Linked DNA regions of Homo sapiens: region 2 is linked to region 1. A link is a loop called in an ENCODE intact Hi-C map of the cell type or tissue named here. Cell type or tissue: natural killer cell. All regions are shown on one strand. Each heading gives the region's core, and the rest is flanking DNA. Links, peaks and the distances in the headings are about the cores only.

Evidence for each region. Peaks named below come from ENCODE experiments on the same cell type or tissue, not always from the same donor. Only the 100,000 strongest peaks of a DNase experiment are listed, where the experiment ranks them.
Region 2: a loop joins it to region 1, with 4 times the contacts of the local background. A loop is called at or near these places in 2 of 110 quality-filtered maps.

The regions. Positions count from the first base shown.
Region 1 is chr1:162,543,372-162,554,210 of GRCh38, reverse strand. UAP1-DT (UAP1 divergent transcript) reads left to right here. Exons shown (of 3, transcript XR_426859.4): 3 at 1,566-1,658. Among named protein-coding and RNA genes, the nearest start is that of UAP1-DT, 13 kb to the left of the region's middle. In natural killer cell, for the core only: no CTCF peak of the experiment used is centred there; a DNase peak (open chromatin) is centred at 5,810; H3K27ac peaks cover 1,825 bases.
Region 2 is chr1:162,406,145-162,416,983 of GRCh38, reverse strand. SH2D1B (SH2 domain containing 1B) reads left to right here and starts at 4,848. Exons shown (of 4, transcript NM_053282.5): 1 at 4,848-5,101. The coding sequence starts at 4,968. In natural killer cell, for the core only: no CTCF peak of the experiment used is centred there; no DNase peak of the experiment used is centred there; H3K4me3 peaks cover 4,352 bases; H3K27ac peaks cover 7,485 bases.

The sequences.
Region 1 (10,839 bases), core at 1,158-9,157:
AAATGTACAACCTCTCAAAACTGATTATAACCTAAGAATCACATAAATAACAAAATGGAATGAACAGGAGAGAAAGTGGGCAAGAAAGTATTGGTGTGCCAGGTACAGTGGCTCATACCTGTAATCCCAGCACTTTGGGAGGTCAAGGCGGGCCAATCTCTGGAGCTCAGGAGTTTGAGACCTGCCTGGGCAACATGGCAAAACCCTGCCTCTACAAAAAATACAAAAATTAGCCAGGCATGATGGCACATGCCTGTGGTCCCAGCTACTCCAGAGGCTGAGGTGGGAAGATCACTTGAGCCCTGGAGTTTGAGGCTGCAGTGAGCCGTGATTGTACCACTGCACTCCAGCCTGGGCAACAGAGCCAGACTCTGTCTCAAAAAAAAAAAAAGAAAAAAAAAGAAAAGAAATAAAAATTGAGAGTATCAATGTGTGATAATTACAGGAGGTACACAACCACAGGATTCCACACTGAGGTATGGTCTTTATAGTGTGGAGGAGTGGACTTGAAATTTTATTCCTGTGTTGTTGACTGGAAATTACCTGGTTCACCTCCCTTAATTCATAGATAAGGAGACAAAATTTCTCATAAGTTAAGAGATTAACTAAAGGAAAGAACAAGTAGTTAAGAAAAAACAGGAGGATCAGAAGTCAATCTATTGCCATATAACAGAGATCCTCTGAAGGTAATGAGTGTAAAAATAATCCAGTCATTAAAAACCTCAACCACCATAATCAATTATTCCAATATATTTTCTTCTCTTAAAACTAAATGGCTTGTAACCATTATGAGTCCTAGGTCAAATACTTAATGCATACTCTTGAGAGCCCACTTGGCTGAATCTTTCTTTTTTTTTTTTTTTTTTTTTGAGATGGATTTTCACTTTGTCACCCAGGCTGGAGTGCAGTGGCACAGTCTCAGCTCACTGCAAATTCTGCCTCCCAGATTCAAGGAATTTTCCTGTCTTAGCCTCTCAAGTAGCTGGGATTACAGGCGCCTGCCACCACGCCCAGCTAATTTTTTGTATTTTTAGTAGAGACTGTTTCGCCATGTTGTCCAGGCTGGTCTCGAACTCCTGGCCTCCAGCGATCCACCCACCTTGGCATCCCAAAGTGTTGAGATTACAGGCGTGAGCCACCACACCCGGCCTTGGCTGGATCTTTCTAATGCAGGCAGCCACACAGTGTTACTCTCTGCAAGGGAAATTCCTCAAAAACCTAGCCTAGAATGGCCTCTGACCTACATTGAAACCAGAAGGGCAGCATACTTTATTCTAAACCTGCTCTCCACCTATTTGGTCATTGTTCAGCCATCCATCTCTGCTGGGCTGTTGACCTTCCACAAGATGGTTTCTCAGATGTGGATGATTTCTCAGAATACAATTTTCATAATATAGTTTTTCAGCTCTACTCTAAGTGAACATGTCTGAATTTATTGTGCATTTTATCTCTTATCCTTCTCACACATACGATATACCACAAGTTATTTTTGTTGGAGATATCTCCTGGTCACCTATTCCTTCTTTATGAATAGACAACAAATTAACTTTGTTTTTATTTTCCAGGTAATATCTTAGGCACAGCAAAAACTTCCTCAACATTTTTTGCTCCAGACCTCATATCTCCCCTTGGCCTGTGTTACTGAATATTAGTGGAAGAAAGAACCGATGTTGCAACAAAAGTCTCTGGCAGTGCTAACTGGCTTGACATCAAAATTGAATTACAAAAACAAAAAAAGAAAAAAATTGAATTACAAAAGTGTGGTTTCAAAACTTCCTTGGGTTCTCAGAGCTGCTGGGTAATTATTTCCTGTGTCCCCCCAAAGCATTTATTTATTCATTTAATTTGTCATTAACTGCTTAGCATAATAGGTAAGAATATGAACTCTGAAGCCAGACTACAAGAGTTGGAGTCTTGGCTCTGCAGTTACTATGACCTTCAACAAGTTAACTGATGTCTCCATGCCTTGATTCCCAAATGCAGACATAAATAAAACCTATCAGGCCTGGCGTGGTGGCTCACACCCATAATCCCAGCACTTCGGTAGGCCGAGGCAGGAGAATTGCTTGAGCCTGGGAATCCGAGAGCTAGCCTGGGCAACATAGTGAGACCCTGTCTCTCCAAAAAAAAAAAAAAAAATTAATGTAGAAAAAGAAATAAGACCTACTTAATAAAAAGACCTACCGACTAGAGTTGCCGTGAAGATTAATATTTATAAAGTGTTTAGAGCAGTTTCTGACACAGAATAAGAGCTCTGTAAGTTTTTGTTTAAAAAATTATATTTGTTGGCTGGGTGCAGTGGCTCACGTCTATAATCCCAGAACTTCGAGGTGGGCAGATCACTTGAGGTCAGGAGTTCGAAACCGGGCTGGCCAACATGGTGAAACCCCGTCTCTACTGAAAATACAAAAATTAGCCAGGCGTGGTGGCAGGTGCCTGTAGTCCCAGCTATTTGGGAGGCTGAGGCAGGAGAATTGCTTGAACCCTGGAGGCAGAGGCTGCAGTGAGCCGAGATAGTGCCACTGCCCTCCAGCCTAGGCGACAGAGCAAGACTCCATCTCACTATATACATATATATACACCTATATATGTGTGTATGTGTGTGTGTATATATATATATATATATATACTCACAAAGCTAAACTTAGCAAATATGTGTGTGTGAGTGTGTATATATATATACAAAACTTCATGATGGAAAGAAAGGAGAGAAAGAAGGGAAGGCGGGAAGGAGGGAGGGAGGGAGAGAGGGAATAAGGAAGGAAGGAAGGAAATCACCTTTTGGGCCTGGCACATAAAACAAATCCTGTATGTGTGTGTATACACAAACACACACACACACATATATTTGCTAAGTTTGGCCTTGTGAGTGCCAAGTATTGAGAATAGAATGGTGTGCATTTGGAGGGGGTTTGTGTAACCCCTCTCCTTGAGTGCAGGCAGGACCTATGACTTGCTTCTAACAGAATATGGAAAAGGAGATACTCACTCCCCTGAACACTTTATGCTATTTGACAAAGGTGAGTAGATGTCACTCCCAAGATCATGTTACATTATGTAAGACTCCTTCTTGCCAACAAACTATTTTCACAATTCGGCTGGCCTTGAGGAAACCAGCTGCCATGTTGTGAATGGCCTGTGGAGGACCACATGGCAGAGAACTGCATGCAGCTTCTAGGAGCTGAGAGTGGCCTCCAGCCAACAAAAACACAAACAAACAATAAGAAAACAACAACAACAAAACCCTGAAATTTGCAATCCTGCAAATGCAAGGAAACAGAGGGAGCTTGGAATTGGAGTCTTCTCCAGTCAAGCCTCCAGGTGAGAATGCAGTGAAGCTGACATCTTGACTACAGTCTGGTGGGACCTTGAAGCAGAAAACCCAGGTAAGCCCGGGGCCAACAACACCTTGATTGCAGCCTTGTGAGAGACCCTGAACGAGAATACTCAGGTAGATGAACATATTGGAGAAAAACGTGCAATCATGCTGACTCGTCTGACTTTAAATTCATGAACACCACAGAAATATGATATGCTATATTTCTCTAGTCTACTCTAGAGAAATATCATTTTACCATCCTCCTAGATGACTATTTCACATCTTTTTTTTTTCTTCAGGCCTCTATAATCTTCTCCCCCATGCTCACTCTCAACAGATAACCTTGCTTCTTTCATTGAGAAAACAAAAGCAATCAGAAGAGAACTTTTACAAGTTCCCACCACCACACCCTCCCATGTACTTGTATCTGCACCCATATTTTTATCTTATCTCTATGTGCTTAGGATAAACTGTCCATGGTTCAACCCCTCTACCTGTGTGCTAGATCCCATCCTTTCATGCCCACTCAAGGACATCGTTCTGGGGCTTGAATTATTTAATTTTTTAAAATTTAATTGAGACGGGGTCTCGCCATGTTGCCCAGGCTGGTCTCAAGTGATCCACCTGCCTCATCCTCTCAAAGTGCTGGGATTACAAGTGTAAACCACCATGCCCGGCCTTGAATACTTACTTACACAATTAACATGTCTTTAACTGAATTCCCAAATGATTCCTATACACCTCCAAAACTACCTGCTTCCCTCCCTCAGTCTTCCCTATCTCTATGGTTTCTCAGGCCAAAAATCTTAGAGTCGGCCGGGCGCGGTGGCTCACGCCTGTAATCCCAGCACTTTGGGAGGCCGAGGCGGGAGGATCACAAGGTCAGGAGATCGAGATCATCCTGGCTAACACAGAGAAACCCCGTCTCTACTAAAAATTAAAAAATTAGCTGGGCGTGGCAGTGTGTGCCTGTAGTCCCAGCTGCTGGGGAGGCTGAGGCAGGAGACTGGCGTGAACCTGGGAGGCGGAGCTTGCATTGAGCCGAGATTGCGCCACTGCACTCCAGCATGGGCGAGAGAGCGAGATTACGTCTCAAAAAAAAAAAAAAAAAAAAATCTTAGGGTCATCCTTCACTCCTTTTTCTCATACCAGATCCAATCTACAGCAAATCCCATAGGCTCTATGTTCAAAGTACATCTAGAATCTGACCAATTCTCAATATCACTTTCTCCCATCATCATTTCTTACCTGGATTACATAACGGCCTCCAAACGAGTCTTGCTGCTACCCTTGCCCTTGTTTTTATCTTTTCTTTTCTTTCTTCCTTTTTTTTTAAAAAATTGAGATGGGGTCTCACTGTTGCCCAGGCTCGTTTCGAACTCTTGGGCTCAAGTGATCTTCCAGCTTCAGCCCCCCAAAGTGCTGGGATTACAGGCGTCAACGACCACACCTGGCCCCCTTGCCCTTCTTAAAGCCATTCTCAATACAATAGCCAGAATGATGATCTGTGGATTTATATTACCCTTGTGCTCAAAACACTCTGATGGCTTCCTATCTCAACCAGAATAAAATGCAAAATCATCAAATGACCCACAAGGTCATCTATGCTGTCCCACTCCACCTGGCCTGCTCCTTCTCTAACTTCTCCCTTTTATGTTCTCCATAGCCTGCCCTGATTCACCAGACTCCAGCCACACTGGAGCTTAGAATTTGTCCTGAGGGCAGTGAGGAGTCCTTGAAGGGTTTTTCTTTTTCTTGTTTTTTTTTTTCGTTTTTTCTTTTTTGAAACAGAGTCTCACTCTGTTGCCCAGGCTGGAGTCCAGTGGTGTGATCTCGACTCACTGCAACCTCAGCCTCCCAAAGTGCTGGGATTACAGGTGTTAGCCACTGTGCCAGATCCCCTGAAGGGTTTTTAAAAGCCTCCATTTTGTCTTCTCTGCCTATAAAGTGGGACAAAATACAGACAGTTAATATGACAGGCCTGCACCTCCTACAATACCAGCCCCTTATGTGATAAAACTGTTCTGATTGGCCTTGCTGACCCAGCAGGGGCACAAAGGGTCCCTTAGTAGCCAAGCTGGTGTTACTTGAGACTCCTTTTTTATTTTCCTTTTTGTGATGAAAGAAAGATTAAAAGCAAAAAAAAAAAAATCAGTTAAAGACCTGAAGCTTTTAGGATTTTCAAAAGAAAAAAATAGATTATTTTTTAATTTTACAGATATTATAAACATTAAAATTCGAAACATACAAAGGAGAGAAAGAAGGGAAGGAGGGAGGGGGAATAAGGAAGAAAGGAAGGCCACCTTTTGGGCCTGGCACATAAAACAATTCCTATTAAAGGTAGTATTTTTCCTTATAGAGTTGAAAGTCTAAGTACTTTTAAAAGACTATTTACTATCCTTGGCAGTGTTCCTCCCCAGGGAGAGAGAGGAACAGTGTCTTCTCTGAAATCTTGACTTCACGTAGCACACCACACCCTGCCCCAGTTGAGCTCATTTCTCACCCACAAGTTTTTGAAAAGACGCCCTGGGGTTTGCTCATGAGCCCAGACCTTTCTGGCATCTCACTGAAGTAACTTCTGACTAGATTTGTCATGATCGTAAGGCTGTTTTAAAGAGACAATTTAGATTCTTCTTTTGACGGAATATATTTCATTGCACTGTATTCTCAACAGTTAAAATGAATGCATGATAAAATATAAACAGGCCACCCAAGAATAAAATAAATCCTTTTGACTGAAATAAACATACAGACTTTTTTCTTTTCCTCACCAGATTATCTCATTAAATTACATCATGATGGAAATCTACAGATTTTTTTTATATATATGGTGTTTGTTTTTTTGTTTGTTTGTTTTTGAGACAGAATCTCTCTGTTGCCAGGCTGGAGTGCAGTGGCGTGATCTCGGCTCACTGCAACCTCCGCCTCCCAGGTTCAAGCAATTCTCCTACCTCAGCCTCCCAAGTAGCTGGGACTACAGGTGCATGCCACCACACACAGCTAATATTTGTAATTTTAGTAGAGACAGGGTTTCACCATGTTGGTCAGGATGGTCTTGATCTCTTGACCTCGTGATCTGCCTACCTCAGCCTCCCAAAGTGCTGGGATTACAGGCGTGAGCCACAGCACCCGGCATTTGTTTGTATTTTTAAAAATCAATTTGTCCTTTATTTATTTATCATTTAACATTATTCCATTAGTATTAGGTTTTATGCGGTTCTACTGTAACTCCCAAAAAAAAGTTGTGATAGTTTGTTTGGAGGTAGCCATTTTGTTTAAATAACTGTCTAAAATTGTTATTTATTATTAGCCATAGAAAAACATGACTTTAGGCCACAATTTAGTACACAATAGTAAACTGCTAAAAAGCAATTTAGGAATATGAAAATATATAGTAAATGGAACTTTCCAAATGGCAGTTGTGAATTTTTTTTTTCTTGTTCTATATTGCCCATGTCAGAGTGCAGTGACTCAATTACAGCTCACTGCAGCCTCAAACTCCTGGGCTCAAGTGATCCTCCCACCTCACCCTCCCAAGTAGCTGAGACTCCAGGTGCATGCCACCACGCCTGGCTAATTTTTATTTTTTTTATTTTTTGTAAAGAAAGGTATTGCTTTGTTGCCCAGGCTGGAGTGACTCTTTGATACAGCACCTGATTATAGCTGATTTGGATAATTATTAGAATAAGGAAAGCCTACATTTAAATTAACAATGTGAAATATTTTCAATTATGTGCTTAAATTTTTTTACCACAAAAGTTAAGGTAATTTTCTAATAATTATTTTGTTTTTTTGTTTGTTTGTTTGTTTGTTTTAGACAGAGTCTTGCTCTGTCACGCAGGCTGGAGTGCAGTGTGCAGGAGTGTGATCTCAGCTCACTGCAACCTCCGCCTCCTGGGTTCAAGCAATTCTCTTGCCTCAGCCATCTAAGTAGCTAGGACTACAGGTGTGCGCCAACACACCCGGCTAATTTTTGTCCTTTTAGTAGAGACAGGGTTTCGTCATGTTGGCTAGGTTGGTCTCAAGCTCCTGATCCACCTGCCTCAGCCTCCCAAAGTGCTAGGATTACAGGCATGAGCCACCATACCCTGCCCTGATATTATTTTCATCTTATAGTTCAATAAACTGAGGCTGAGAAATGTCAAGTAGCTTTTTCAAGGTCTCAACTGTGGCAGATTTTGAATATGAACACATCTCTCTTACTACAAATTTCATACTCTTAATCACTGAATTCATATATCCAACCATTTATTTTCCAAAACAGTAAATACTCTGTCCAGCACCCATTTAGATAAATATTGCAGAGTAACATCTCAAAAAGACAATAATGGGCCAGGCAGGATGGCTCACACCTGTAATCCCAGCTCTTTGGGAGGCTGAGGCAGGTGGAGCACGAGGTAAAGAAATGGAGACCATCCTGGCCAATATGGTGAAACCCCATCTCTACTACAAATACAAAAAATTAGCTGGACATGGTGCCATGCACCTGTAGTCCCAGCTACTCGGGAGGCTGAGGCAGGAGAATTGCTTGAACTTATTTTGTATTTTTAGTAGAGACGGGGTTTCTCCATGTTGGCCAGGAGGGTCTCGATCTCTTGACCTCGTGATCTGCCCTCCTCGGCCTCCCAAAGTGCTGAGATTACAGGCGCGACCCACTGTGCCGGGCCCCTGGAAGAAACTTTCTAAGTCATCATATCCTACCTCCCAACCAATGCATGAATCATTTCTTTAACATCTCTGACAGATAAAGAGCTAATGAAATCACGAATTAGGTATTGTCAGATAGAAATGTTATAAAATCCCTTTGTTCTATGGATGGATGTATTCATTTTACATAGATGCTGTAACAAATACTACAAACATAGTGGCTTCAAGCCACACAAATTTGTTATATCACAGTTTCTCTGGATCAGGAAGCTGGGTAAGTTCAATTGGGTCCTTTACTTAGGGTACAAAAAGGCAAAAATCAGCTGGACGCAGTGGCTGACGCCTATAATCCCAGCACTTTGGGAGGCCGAGGTGGGTGGATCACCTGAGGTCAGGAGTTTGAGACCAGCTTGGCCAACATGGTGAAACCCTGTCTCCACTAAAAATACAAAATTAGCTGGGTATAGTGACAGGCACCTGTAATTCCAGCTACTTGGGAGGCTGAGGCAGGAGAATAGCTTGAACCCGGGAGGTGGAGGTTGCAGTGAGCCAAGATTGCGCCACTGCACTTCAGCCTGGGCAACAGAGCAAGACTCTGTCTCAAAAAAAAAAAAAAAAAAAAGAAAAAAGGAAAAGAAAATGCTTAAATCGAGGTGTTGGCAGACGGCTGTGCTCCTTAATGGAGCCCTGGGGAAGAATACACGTCCAGACTTGTTCAAGTTGTTGGCCATATTCGGTTTCTTGAGGTCCCTGTTTCCTTGCTGCCGTCAGGCCAGGGCCAGGCTTTGCTCTTAGAGGGTGCCCACATTTATTTTCATGCTTTGCATGTGGCCTCTTCCAACAATGGCAAGTAGAGTTCTTCTCATGATTTGAATCTCTGACTTTCCCTTCTGCCACCTCTCTCTGACTCCAGCTGGAGTCAGAGACTCCAGTTATTTTTATTTTTTTGAGACGGAGTCATGCTCTGCCGCCCAGGCTGGAGTGCAGTAGCGTAATCTTGGCTCACTGCAACCTCCGCCTCCCAGGTTCAAGCAACTACTCTGCCTCAGCCTCCTGAACAGCTGGGACTACAGGCGTGCGCCAACACGCCTGGCTAATTTTTGTATTTTTAGGAGAGACAAGGTTTCATCATATTGGCCAGTCTGGTCTCGAACTCCCAACCTCATGATCCGCCACCCTTAGCCTCCCAAAGTGTTGGGATCACAGGCATGAGCCACCACGGCCGGCCATAAAAGTTCTCTGCTTTGCCAGGTGCGGTGGCTCACGCCTGTGATCCCAGAACTTTGGGAGGCCAAGGCAAGCAGATGACATGAGGTCGAGAGTTCAAGACCAGCCTGACCCAACATGAAGAAACCCTGTCTCTACTAAAAATATAAAAAAAATTAGCCAGGCATGGGGGCGCATGCCTGTAATTCCAGCTACTTGGGAGGCTGAGGTAGGAGAATTGCTTGAACCCAGGAGGCGGCGGAGGTTGCGGTGAGCCGAGATCGTGCCATTGAACTCTAACCTGGCAACAAGAGTGAGACTCCATCTCAAAAAAAAAAAAAAAAAAAAAAAAAAAAAGAAGAAGAAGAAGAAGAAGAAAGAAAAAAGAAAAAGTTCTCTGCTTTAAGGGCTCCTGTAACTGAATGTTCCCCACATCCCCATCACCAGGGATAATCCAGGATCACCTCCCTATCTTAAAGTTCATAACCTTAGCTGGATCTGCAAAGTCCCTTTTGCTATGTAATGCAACATGTTCCTTGGTTCCAGGGATTTGGGTATGGACAGCTGAGGGGTGGGGGTGGAATATCTGCCTCCCTTGTGATTCTGCCCATTTTTCTGAATACTACCACTTGAACCACCCATTCCTTTCTCTAAAACCACCTTTGCAAAAATCATAACGGTGAGAAATTATGACAGTAAAAGAGATCTGATCTAACCAACTCCACCCTGCCTTAACCTCCAAACTGCCCTTGGTCATTCCTGGGCATGGGCCAAGCTAATCTGGGGAGAATTTTAGTTTATAGTTTAAATTATAATAGCCCTTCCCTAAACTAAACCAGTTTAGTAAAACCAATGAAAGGCCGGGTGCGGTGGCTCACGCCTGTAATCCCAATACTTTGGGAGGCTGAGGCAGGCAGATCACTAGGTCAGGAGTTTGAGACCAGCCTGGCCAACATGGTGAAACCCCGTCTCTACTAAAAAAATACAAAAATTAGCTGGGCGTAGTGGTACTCACCTGTAATCCCAGCCACTCGGGAGACTGAGGCAGGAGAATCGCTTGAACCCGGGAGGTGGAGGCTGCAGTGAGCCAAAATTGCTCCACTGCACTCCAGCCTGGGTGATAGAGCGAGACTCCATCTCAAAAAAAAAAAAAAAAAAACAATGAAAGTCCACCAGATTACAAGGATGAGAGGGGCCTGAATTCTGCTAAGATGTAAGCACAGTTAAATGATTACCAGCCATTATTCTGGAGGTCATAAGATTTGCAACTTCCCCAGTCACTCCTGTAAATAACTTCAGTACTGTAGAACCTAAGATTGGCCTTTTGAGATGTCTTTTCAGACTTTTGCATTTCTGACAACCAGATGGCCCCACCTAGACCAGGGGCTCCTCTGTGGCCCCCACCCAGAAGCAGACTCAGAAAAAGACCGTTTCCTACACTCCTATGATTGCATCCTCACCAATCAGTATTCCCTCTTCTAAAGCCCCATGCCCACTAAATTATGCTTGAGAAGCGCTAGCCTCTGAATTTTTGAGTTTTCAGGGAGGTTGATTTGAGTAATAATAAAACTCCGGTCTTCTGTTTAGCTGGCTCTAGGTGTATTAAACTCTCTCTATTGCAATTCCCCTGTCTTGATAAATTGGCTGTATCTAGGCAGTGGGCAAGA
Region 2 (10,839 bases), core at 1,020-9,019, 140 kb after region 1:
CATTTGCCATGCTGCTGTGGTCAGTGATGATCTTGTGATCTTGGGCTTTCTGGGGTTGACACCACACTGTCCAGTTTCTACGTGACTTTTCACTCAGAACAACACTGTGATTCACATTTGGCCTCATGCTTCCTTGGTCTTGAGAACAGAATTTTATCTGTAAGGCTGGATTTATTTGACATCTTTAGTAGAAAATAACAAAAACAAATGCCAACTAGCTTATGACAAAAGGGAAATCTATTAAAATGACAAAAAAACTCAAGGGCAAGCATGTAGCCAGACCTCAGAAATCACTGAATCCTGGAATGAAAACCCATGGAAAATCCAAGTGAGACTATCTTTTGACTCTGCTTTTTTTCATGTGTCCACTTCATTCCTCATTTTGCAGACCAGTTCTCTTCTCCTGACAGCTTGCTGGGATATGGCCACCAGTATACAGTGTAAAAATGTACCTGTTACACAGCCATTCCTAGAGAATTAATTTCCATTCCCATTTCCTACCCATCCCAGCCCCCTACCCTCTTTCTTTCTTTCTCTTTCTTTCTTTCTTTCTTTCTTTTTCTTTCTTTCTCTCTCTTTCTTCTTTCTTTCTCTCTTTCTTTCCTTCCCTTTCTCTCTTTCTTTTCTTTTTCTTTCTTTCTCTTTCTCTTCTTTCTTTCTTTCTCTTTCTTCCTTCCTTCCTTCCTTCCTTCCTTCCTTCCTTCCTTCCTTCCTTTCATCTCTCTCTCTTTTTCTCTCTCATTTCCTTCATTTCCCCATTTTCTCTAAACTCCTGGATAAGGGTTTGTGATTAACTTATCTTAGGTCGGAGGCCTATCCTTGATCAAATCACCCATGGCCAGAAGAATAGGGTCATGTTCTACAAACATAGTGCTAGGTTTTTGTTTCTGTGGATGAGAGAAAGGGGACCCACGCAAGAAATTGAAGATATTCCTGTGTACTGTGGAGCTATTCTTAAAGGTGACATGGGATCAGAATAATATGGGAATGGAAAGATATTTTTACTATTAAAACTTTACAACACATGCAAAAAGAGACATTAATATAATGAACCACACACACAATCACCCAGTATCAGACATAACACTTCAATACGTATCTCTAAAAGTTATATTCACAAAAGCATAATGCCATTGCTACACGCACTATCTAATATCAAATCAATACTTAAATTTCCCCCAGCACTAAATTTTTGGTATTTGGTTTTTTCAAGCCAAGATCCAAACAAGATGTCATCTAGCATTGGTTTCATGCTGCATAACCATCTTTTTAACCTAGAGCAGTTCTCACCCAACTATCTGACTCAGTTTTTACAACCTATGAAGACACCACATTATTTGTTCTACTGAATGTCCCATACACTGGATTCCAAGAGCTTAAAGCTTTTCTCCAAGGAGCTAGGACAAAGGGCTACATCTATATTTGGGCAAGGTTGATCTTTTACTGGATAATATAAATTCAACGTATTTTGATCAACCACAATCATTATTCCTTTGATACTTAAATTTTTCCATATTGGGTCTTATGTCCTTTGACATGACTCAGTCTTCACTGACACACTTATATGTCCCTGGCATGAATTCAGCCATTTCTCTAAAAAGTTCTTGCTTCTTTTATAGGAGAAGTGGTATTTAGAGACCATAGCCTTATCCCTAGGTGTGCTCATTGCTACCAAGTTTTCATTGTTTTAGCTAGGGATTGGCAAACTACAGCCCATAGTGCTGCTTTTACACTACAATGGCAGAGATGAATGGTTGCAACAGAGACTATTGCCTGCAATGCCTAAGAAAAAGTTTGCTGGCCCCTGTTTTAGGCCTTTTGTTGAAAAGCAAGTTGTAAATCCATGCTGATATTTCCAATTCAAATTTAGCATCAAAAATTTTATTTAACTTCTTTGCTTTTATATGTGTATCTCTTTTCTTATACTGAAAAAAAATCTTGATTCTAGAATTTTCCCAGGACTCATCTGTCTTTAACACTGAAAGTCGTAGATACTGGGAAACCCCTCAGACATAAGCAAACTGGTACAGTTGTTTACCTTACTTAGTTCTTAAAATGTTAATATCAGTATGATTTTTGTTTATCTTATAATATGAGTTAAATATATTTAAATTACACCAAATTATCACTAAATTTATTTGCTAGTTTATTTAATGTACAAGATATTTAATTAAAACTGTTCACTCAAATTCTACATTCTAAAGTCAGTTGAAATAATTTTCTTTATGATTATATTACCAAAGTAATGTTCAGTTAGATACATTATTTTAGTTTTTATTCCTCCTTTTAGGAATACCCTTTTACTTGTTTATTTTCAATGTGTAAAACAATTATGGCCGGGCGCTGTGGCTCACGCCTGTAATCCCAGCACTTTGGGAGGCCGAGGTGGGTGGATCACGAGGTCAGGAGATTGGGACCATCCTGACTAACATGGTGAAACCCCGTCTCTACTAAAAATACAAAAAATTAGCTGGGCGTGGTGGCAGGGGCCTGTAGTCCCAGCTATTCGGGAGGCTGAGGCAAGAGAATGGCATGAACCCAGGAGGCAGAGCTTGCAGTGAGCCGAGATCGCACCACTGCACTCCAGCCTGAGCGACAGAGTGAGACTCTGTCTCAAAACAAAACAAAACAAAACAAAAAAACAATTACATGATTCTACATTCAAAACTCCACAGCAGGCTGGGCGCAGTGGGTCACATCTGTAATCCCAGCACTTTGGGAGGCCGAGGCAGGCAGATCACTTGAAGTGAGGAGTTTGAGACCAGCCTGGGCCACATGGTGAAACCCTGTCTCTACTAAAAATACAAAAATTAGCTAGTCATGGTGGCACGTGCCTGTAGTCCCAGCTACTTGGGAGGCTGATGTGGGAGAATTGCTTGAACCAGGGAGGCAGAGGTTGCAGTAAGCCGAGATCACACCACTGCACTCCAGACTGGGTAACAGAGTGAGATTCTGTCTCAAAACAAAACAAAACAAAAAACCAACAACTCTACAGCAAGTTTTACTGAGAGAAGTCTCACCTCTATGCATGTTTCCGCTCTCCTCTTAGAGGCAGAAGTTTTTAGTTTTAATTAGTTTTAGTTTTGTTCTTCCAGTGGGTGTTTCGTTTGTTTTTTAAATATGAGCAAATATTATAAATGTATATATTTATTTATATCCCCCATACTCTATATACTATTGTGCATCTTGCTGCTTTCACCTAAAAATACATCCTGAAGATTATTGCATATCAGCATATAGAGATCTTCCTCAATCCCATTTTATTATTCTATAGTAATATTCCATTGTATACATGAATCACAGTTTATTCACCTGTCCCTCTATTCACAAGTCTTTGAGTTGTTTGTAATCTTTTTCTATTAAAAAATACTACCTTATTCACAAGTCATTTTCTAATTCTGCCTGTGTAGTTTTGTGACAGATTTCTAGAACTGAGATTGTTCTATCAGATGGTGAAGGCATACATAAATTTGCAAGATATTGCCAAACCATCTTTTACTATAGTTGTAACTATTTTTTATTCCAACTAATGATATACAAGATATTCTATTTTCTTTCACCATGACCAACCCAATAAGCTTTCAAACTTTTGATTTTCACCCATATGATAGGTGAGAGTTGTTATCTCAGCATGCAGGTAATTTGCATTTCTTTTATTGTGAGGGTTGGATTTTGAAACAGCAAAAAGGGCAAGGAAGCCCCTGTGATGACCAAGAGCCTGAGCATGCTTTCAGTTATTTCCTCTCTTATGTCAAAAAGCATCTTTACACCACGATTGTGAATTTATTCACAAGAAATACCAAATTTCTTCTTTCATTATTAACAACTCTGTCTTCAACTGCCATAGTTTCCAGAGAATTGAATAATGAATTGTCCAAAACCACAGAAGAAAAGTTGCTATTTGAGAGCATATCTGTCTGATAACGAGTTCCCTGATCAGTGAAACTGCACTATGCCAAATGCAGAGTGGGAATTCCAAGGAAGAACAAAGATCTGTTACAAGGAAGTTCCATAGAAGATACACCCAACTGTGAGTAAACAGCTGGTAAGCAAAGTAGCAAGGTGAAATAAACATCTAGGTTAAGAAGAAGTTAAGATCTCCAGGTACTACGGAGATGAAGAAAACAAAAAAAAGAAGAAGTTAAGAGAAGTAAAGATGAATCGTTAGCACATAGTTCTATTTTCATAGATAACATTTTTGAGATATATATAGTGATTTTCTGTAGATATATGAGTATACCCAGATATCCCTCCCACCTACACCAGCCCTTTCTCCAAAAGGAACAATGCTTGAGGGTGTTCAAATGGCCTTTTTTCACCAGTGGCTGGGAGCCTTAGCCATGGAATGGGCTGTCCTCATCCACAGTGTCCCACTGTTTTTTATTGCCATTAATGTCTTCCATTTTTAGTGTCATTTGATCCACGGAAATCCCACCCTTTCAATTTTCCCATTGTATCTGAGCATATCAATTCTCTCAGCATCCAAATGGTTTTTGAGCACCCAGTCTAAGCTAAGCATAGCCCAATCCTAGGCAACTTCAGCAGAAAATGGGTACCATTACAGCAAAAGCAGCGGTGTGCTTCCTGGAAAGGATACCAGTAGCCAAAGAAGTTGATGATAGTCCATGGTAATATACAAGGCTGCAACACAGTTCCAGGAAGCTTGACTTCAGCATTGCCTCCCTAGCCATGAGCATCACTGATTCCATTGTGTGTTTAAATGTGCTTTACCTACTTCTGTGAGTCACATGTGGGCCATTTAGAGGGTGAAAAGTGTTGGTCATTTTATCACCCCGCCCTCCTCATTTCCTGAATCTTGTGAAGCTGGCTGAGTCCCACAGACCGCTAGAGGAAGAGGTAGCTCCACAGGAGGTACAGCTGCTTACACATCTCTCCTCAGAGCTGTCCCTTGACTTGGGGGTGAATTTCAGGCCAACAGGGCTTCCTGGGATACAAGAGCGTTCTCCATGGATCTGCCTTACTACCATGGACGTCTGACCAAGCAAGACTGTGAGACCTTGCTGCTCAAGGAAGGGGTGGATGGCAACTTTCTTTTAAGAGACAGCGAGTCGATACCAGGAGTCCTGTGCCTCTGTGTCTCGTGAGTAGCCTCATCTTGCACACATCTGACATCGTATGTTGAATGTGGCAATGGCTGCCACACAGTACAGGAATTCATATCCCTCAGTATTTCACTCTGACTTTGGAGTCTCAATGAGTAGAATGAGAAGTAATGGACACTGCCAGGAGAGGAATGTATCTGTCCATGCTCCTCCATCTGCCTGCTCTCCCTGGTGTAAAGGCCCTGCAAGCAGACTCTGCAGCAGCAGGAGGGACATGGTGGTGGTGAAGGGAAGGGCTGCAGGAAGTACAGGGGTACAGAGGGATGGAAAGAAGGTACAAATGTCAGAGGTCCTGTCCTCCAGAGATCTGTTTATTTGGTATGGAAAAGGCTAGGGGTTCTTCAAGAAATTTCAATCTGAAACACTTATTCTGCAGCATCTGCTTGCAATACGTAAACTATAAATACAATCATATTTCACATTTTGTTAGATTTGTGAAGGACTTCAATATTCGTCATTTCCTTTCATCCTAGTAGTCTATCAAGGCAAGCATAAGCAGTCACCATTTCATAGGTAAAGAAACAGAGACCTGAATTTCTCAAATAATTTGTTTGTGTTAAAACTCATTTGGAATTTCCAGAGTCTAAGTTAAACATGAAATTCCAGGCTGGGCATGGTGGCTCATGCCTGTAATCCCAACACTTTGGGAGGCTGAGGCAGGTGAATCACTTGAGGTCAGGAGTTTGAGACCAGCCTGGCCAACACGGCAAAACCCCATCTCTACCAAAAATACAAAAATTAACCTGGTGTGGTGGCGTGTGCCTGTAATACTGGCTACTTGAGAGGCTGAGACAGGAGAATCACTTGAACCCAGGAGGCAGAGGCTGCAGTGAGCTGAGATTGCACCACTGCACTCCAGCCTGGGCAATAGAGTGAGACTCTGTCCAAAAAAAAGAAAAAAGAGTGGCTGGGCACAGTGGCTCACTCCTGTAATCCCAGCACTTTGGGAAGCGGAGGCAGGTGAATCACCTGAGGTCGGGAGTTCGAGACCAGCCTGACCAACACGAAGAAACCCCGTCTCTACTAAAAATACAAAATTAGCCAGGTGTGGTGGCGTATGCTTGTAATCCCAGCTATTTGGGAGGCTGAGGCAGGAGAATCACTTGAACCCGGGTGGTGGAGGTTGCAGTGAGCTGAGATTGTGCCATTGCACTCCAGCCTGGGCAACAAGAGCAAAACTCCATCTCAAAAAAAAAAAAAAAAAGAAAAAGAAAAACAAATTCCAGGCCACAGTATCAAAGAGACCTAGCTGAAGGAACTTGTTTATGCCCAGTTTAGAAAGCAATCCTGAACAGAAATCACTAGAAACCTCCTATCTTTATGTATGTTCCTCTTTGTAAAGTAGGGACCACTGAACCTTTTATTATACCTGTAACAGAAATTAAAATCCAAATGTCTCTTGTTAAAGAAAAAAATTACTCAATGTCACTTGTTAAATTATGGTTGGGAAGACTTTATTCAGGATCATCACAAAGGTACAGGGACCACTGCAATGAGCTCTTGCGGCACAGAAAAGAGACTGGACTCAACTCTGAATCCAGCATGGACAAGTGGGAATTTATGGCCAAGGAGCAGTGTGGCTGTCGGTAGACAGAAAATTACTCGGAGGAAACATCAGGGGTAAAGTGGATTCTGGCTAAACCAGCCTAACAGAATTGTAGCTGAAGACAGGCCCGGGTGATCAGATGTTGCCTGGGGGATGGTGGAGGATGAGGAATCTGATCAGAATCCAACAGTGATCAGATAGCTAGGGTGAGGGGTCCTTGCCAAACTGACTTAGTAGGGTTCTTTGCTAAAACTGGATTTTACAAGGAAGTACACAAATGGGCCTTGGAATAGGCTCAGAAGTCTGATTATAGACAAAAGTGATTGTCATTACTAATAGAATACACAGGGACATATTTCTTTCTTTAAATGGTACTGGAGATACAGGCTATTTCTCTCATATCTACATCCAACAGTACCATTTAAAGAAAAATATATATTGGCCAGGCGCGGTGGCTCATGCCTGTAATCCTAGCAATTTGGGAGGCTGAGGTGGGCTGATCACTGAGGTCAGGAGTTCAAGACCAGCCTGGCCAACATAATGAAACCCCCATCTACTAAAAATACAAAAATTAGCCAGGCATGGTGGGTGCAGTTGTATCCCAGCTACTTGGGAGGCTGAGGCATGAGAATCGCTTGAACCCAGGAGGCAGAGGTTGCAGTGAGCCGAGATCGCGCCATTATACTCCAGCCTGAGAGACAGAGAAAGACTCTCCATCTCAAATAAAATAAACAAAGAGTGGAAAAGATCTGCTTACATGTAAATGGGATGGAGGGCATTTTAGGAAGGGGAGGAGGTAGGAACAGGAGTCTAGAAGTGGGATATTTTAAAGGATTTACATACAAGGTTCCTAAAATGTAGTTTGGAAACCAGCTTTTGGAAAAGGAGGGTGGGATAAGATCATGGAGTTTTAAAAGAATGGTTCTATAGATAACAGGGAAACATGGATGGTTTCTGAGCAGGGAAGTGAAAAGACTGGTGAATTTAGGAACTTCAATTTGACGTGGAGAACACAATGAAGCTGGGAAATGATGGCAACAGAAACTGTTGTGTCTCTGGACGGGAGACGGTGAAGAGCTAGTTGTGCTGGGGCAAGCAGTGGGAAGGGAAAAAACAAGAAGGTGCAAGGACAGACCTTGGCCAGGATCTCAGGGTATATGGTCAATATGGGATTCTCTTCCTTCCTTTCTTTCTTTTTTTTTTTTTTAGACAGGGTCTCACTCCAGCTCCTAGGCTGGAGTGCAGTGGTGCGATCATGGCTCACTGCAACCTCAACCTTCTGGGTTCAAGAGATTCTCCTGTCTCAGGCCCCCTGAGTATCTGGGACTACAGGTGCGCACTACCATGCCTGGTTAATGTTTAAATTTTTTGTAGACATGGGGTCTCGCTATGTTGCCCAGGCTGATTTCGAGCTCCTGGGCTCCAGTGATCCACCCACCTCAGCCTCCCAAAGTGCTGGGATTACAGGCATGAGCCACTGCACCCAGCCTATATTGGGATTCTCTTTGAAAATTGATATTTATTCTCAACTGTTCTGTGGTGCATCAGCCCATCTTGCATATTCATCTAAAGCAAAGGTCACTAAGAGATGCTAAAAAATGGGCCAGGCGTGGTGGCTCACACCTGTATTCCCAGCACTCTGGGAGGCCGAGGCGGGCAGATCACTAGGTCAAGAGATTGAGACCATCCTGGCCAACATGGTGAAACTCTGTCTCTACTAAAAATACAAAACTAATTAGCTGGGTGTGGTGGCATGCGCCTGTAGTCCCAGCTACTCAGGAGGCTGAGGCAGGAGAATTGCTTGAACCCAGGAGGCGGAGGTTGCAGTGAGCCAAGATCGCACCACTGCACTCCAGCCGGGTTACAGAGCGAGACTTGATCTCAAAAAAAAAAAAAAAAAGAAGAGAAAAAAAGAGAAGCTAAAAAATGAAAATAAACCAAGTGGAGAGGCAAAAATAAATATTTGTTAAGCCCCTGCACATGATCAGGTCTCACCCACCTCCCTACACATGTCACTGAAAGGCAAACAACATTTCATTCACCCTCAGGCTTAAGGCTTAGGTCAAGTGACCCCTGAAGCTATCTCCTCATAGGGCCTTGTAAAAATGTATTATCATACAGATAAGTATGGACTATTAAATTCTAGTTGTTCAACAAATATTTGAATTCTCTCATATGTCAGACAGTGTGCTAGACACTCGGTTGATGCCTTCAACACAACTCAGAGCCTAGTGGGGAAAATAAAGAAGTAAACAGACACAGTGATGCATGTGATAATTATGATGATTGGACTATCATTAGGGCACTGTAGAGCTGACAGCAAAAAGGGGAGAACCAGATATTGGAGCTGAGACTTTAGGAGAATAAGTGGAACCTTCATTCATTCAACAAGCATATACTGAGCACTTATTATGTTCCATGCGTGGTCCTAAGCATTGGTAATACAGTGATAAATACTACTGGCAATGTTTCTGCCCTCATGAAGTTAATTTCAGTAAGAGGAGAAAATATGATGAAAATGAAACAGAGTCATATGACAGGGAGAGACACAGCTGCTGCTTTCCATTGGGTACAGGAAAGGTTTCTCTGAAGAGGTCACATCAACCAATTCATGCTTCAAGATACAACCCTTTGCAAGCAAAGCAAGAATTACTATTATGATACAAGTGTTAGCCTGCTTGTCTTCACTGACACAGAAAAAGTTACCATGTAGGTATTATCTATGAGCCAAACATTTTGCTAAGCATGGTACATGCATTATCTTATTTGTCATTTGCAATCCCTTTGCGGTAGGCGACATGATCACTATTTTGTGAGAAAATAAACTGTAGCTTCTTATTTAATAGCTTGCCTAGGGCCAAATTGCTAATATGTTATTACATTCCCTCTCTTACCAATGTCCCCAGCTTCACTGAAATATGTTTCAGGTAATCACCTTGGATCTGTGTTATAAAATGCCCAAGCAGGGGACCTGAGGGCTTGGGAGTGGACTCTGATATGCAGTGTCCCCTTCTTCTCTGCTGCATTAAAATGGGTCTCCCCTGGACACCCAGCTTTAAAATTTCTCTGTTTTGTACTCTTTCCCTTTATTTCTTAGACTGGCCGACACTTAGGGAGAATAGAAAAGAACCTACGTTGAAATATTGGGGGCTGGTTCCCCCGATACTTCAGGACTTTCACAGAGCTAAATATTTAGTGATGAAAATACTGTGAGGAAGGTTAGAAATAAAAGAAGGAGGTCACAGAGAGAGCTGACCTAGCAGCATATGGCACTAACCAGAAAGCTATGTGGTAACTGTGGACAGGAAATGTTTTCTGATCTTACAATGTAATAGAGTGTCTAGAAAACTCCAGTGTGTAAAAGGTTGTCTGTGTAGTGTGACTTTGTGAGTGTCTAAACTGTCTGCCTTTATCATCAGTAAAATTAAATGGAGTAGATATTAGGAGGTGCAAAGGATTCATCTGCAAGTGTGAAGAAAAGGAGGACTTTGCAAAGCCATAGGAAGGCTGCAGGTGAGGAAGACCTGAGCCCTAACCTACTGCATGCTCTCATTAAGAATAATAATGGCAATGTCTATCTATTGCCTTGAGAGTCATTTATGAGTCTCAGATTCTGAGACTTTTGCAAGGATTGTAGAGTACAGAAAGAAAAGAAATGATCCATTTTGTTGTGGTGGTTTATCAAGCTAATGAAAATTCATTTTAGAAAATCAAATATAGAGAAAGGTATAAAAAACAAAACAAACTATATCAGTCTCACCACTCTGAAATCACCATTTTTAATATTTTGGCATACATCTCTCCAGACTTCTCTGCGCATCTATAAACCAATATATGTACATAAATGGTTCATTATACATGATGGCTTGCAACCTGTTTTCTCCATAATTGTAGGTCTCTTTCCCCATCAAAGAAAGCAGGTCATCCCCTTATGACTGCTTAGTATTTTATTGATTTGATATATCATAATGTATACATATCATACATTAGGTTATTTTCAATTTTCATTTGCAATTTAGTCCAGTGGACTCAGTGTAATTTGGAATGATTAACATTTTTGTACTTACATCTGTGAAAGTTTGCCTTACTCCCTAGTTAGGATAAAATCCTAGATGTTTAAAAAAATCTTCATGCACACTGAAAAATTAGTACCACAAAAGGTTGCACCAA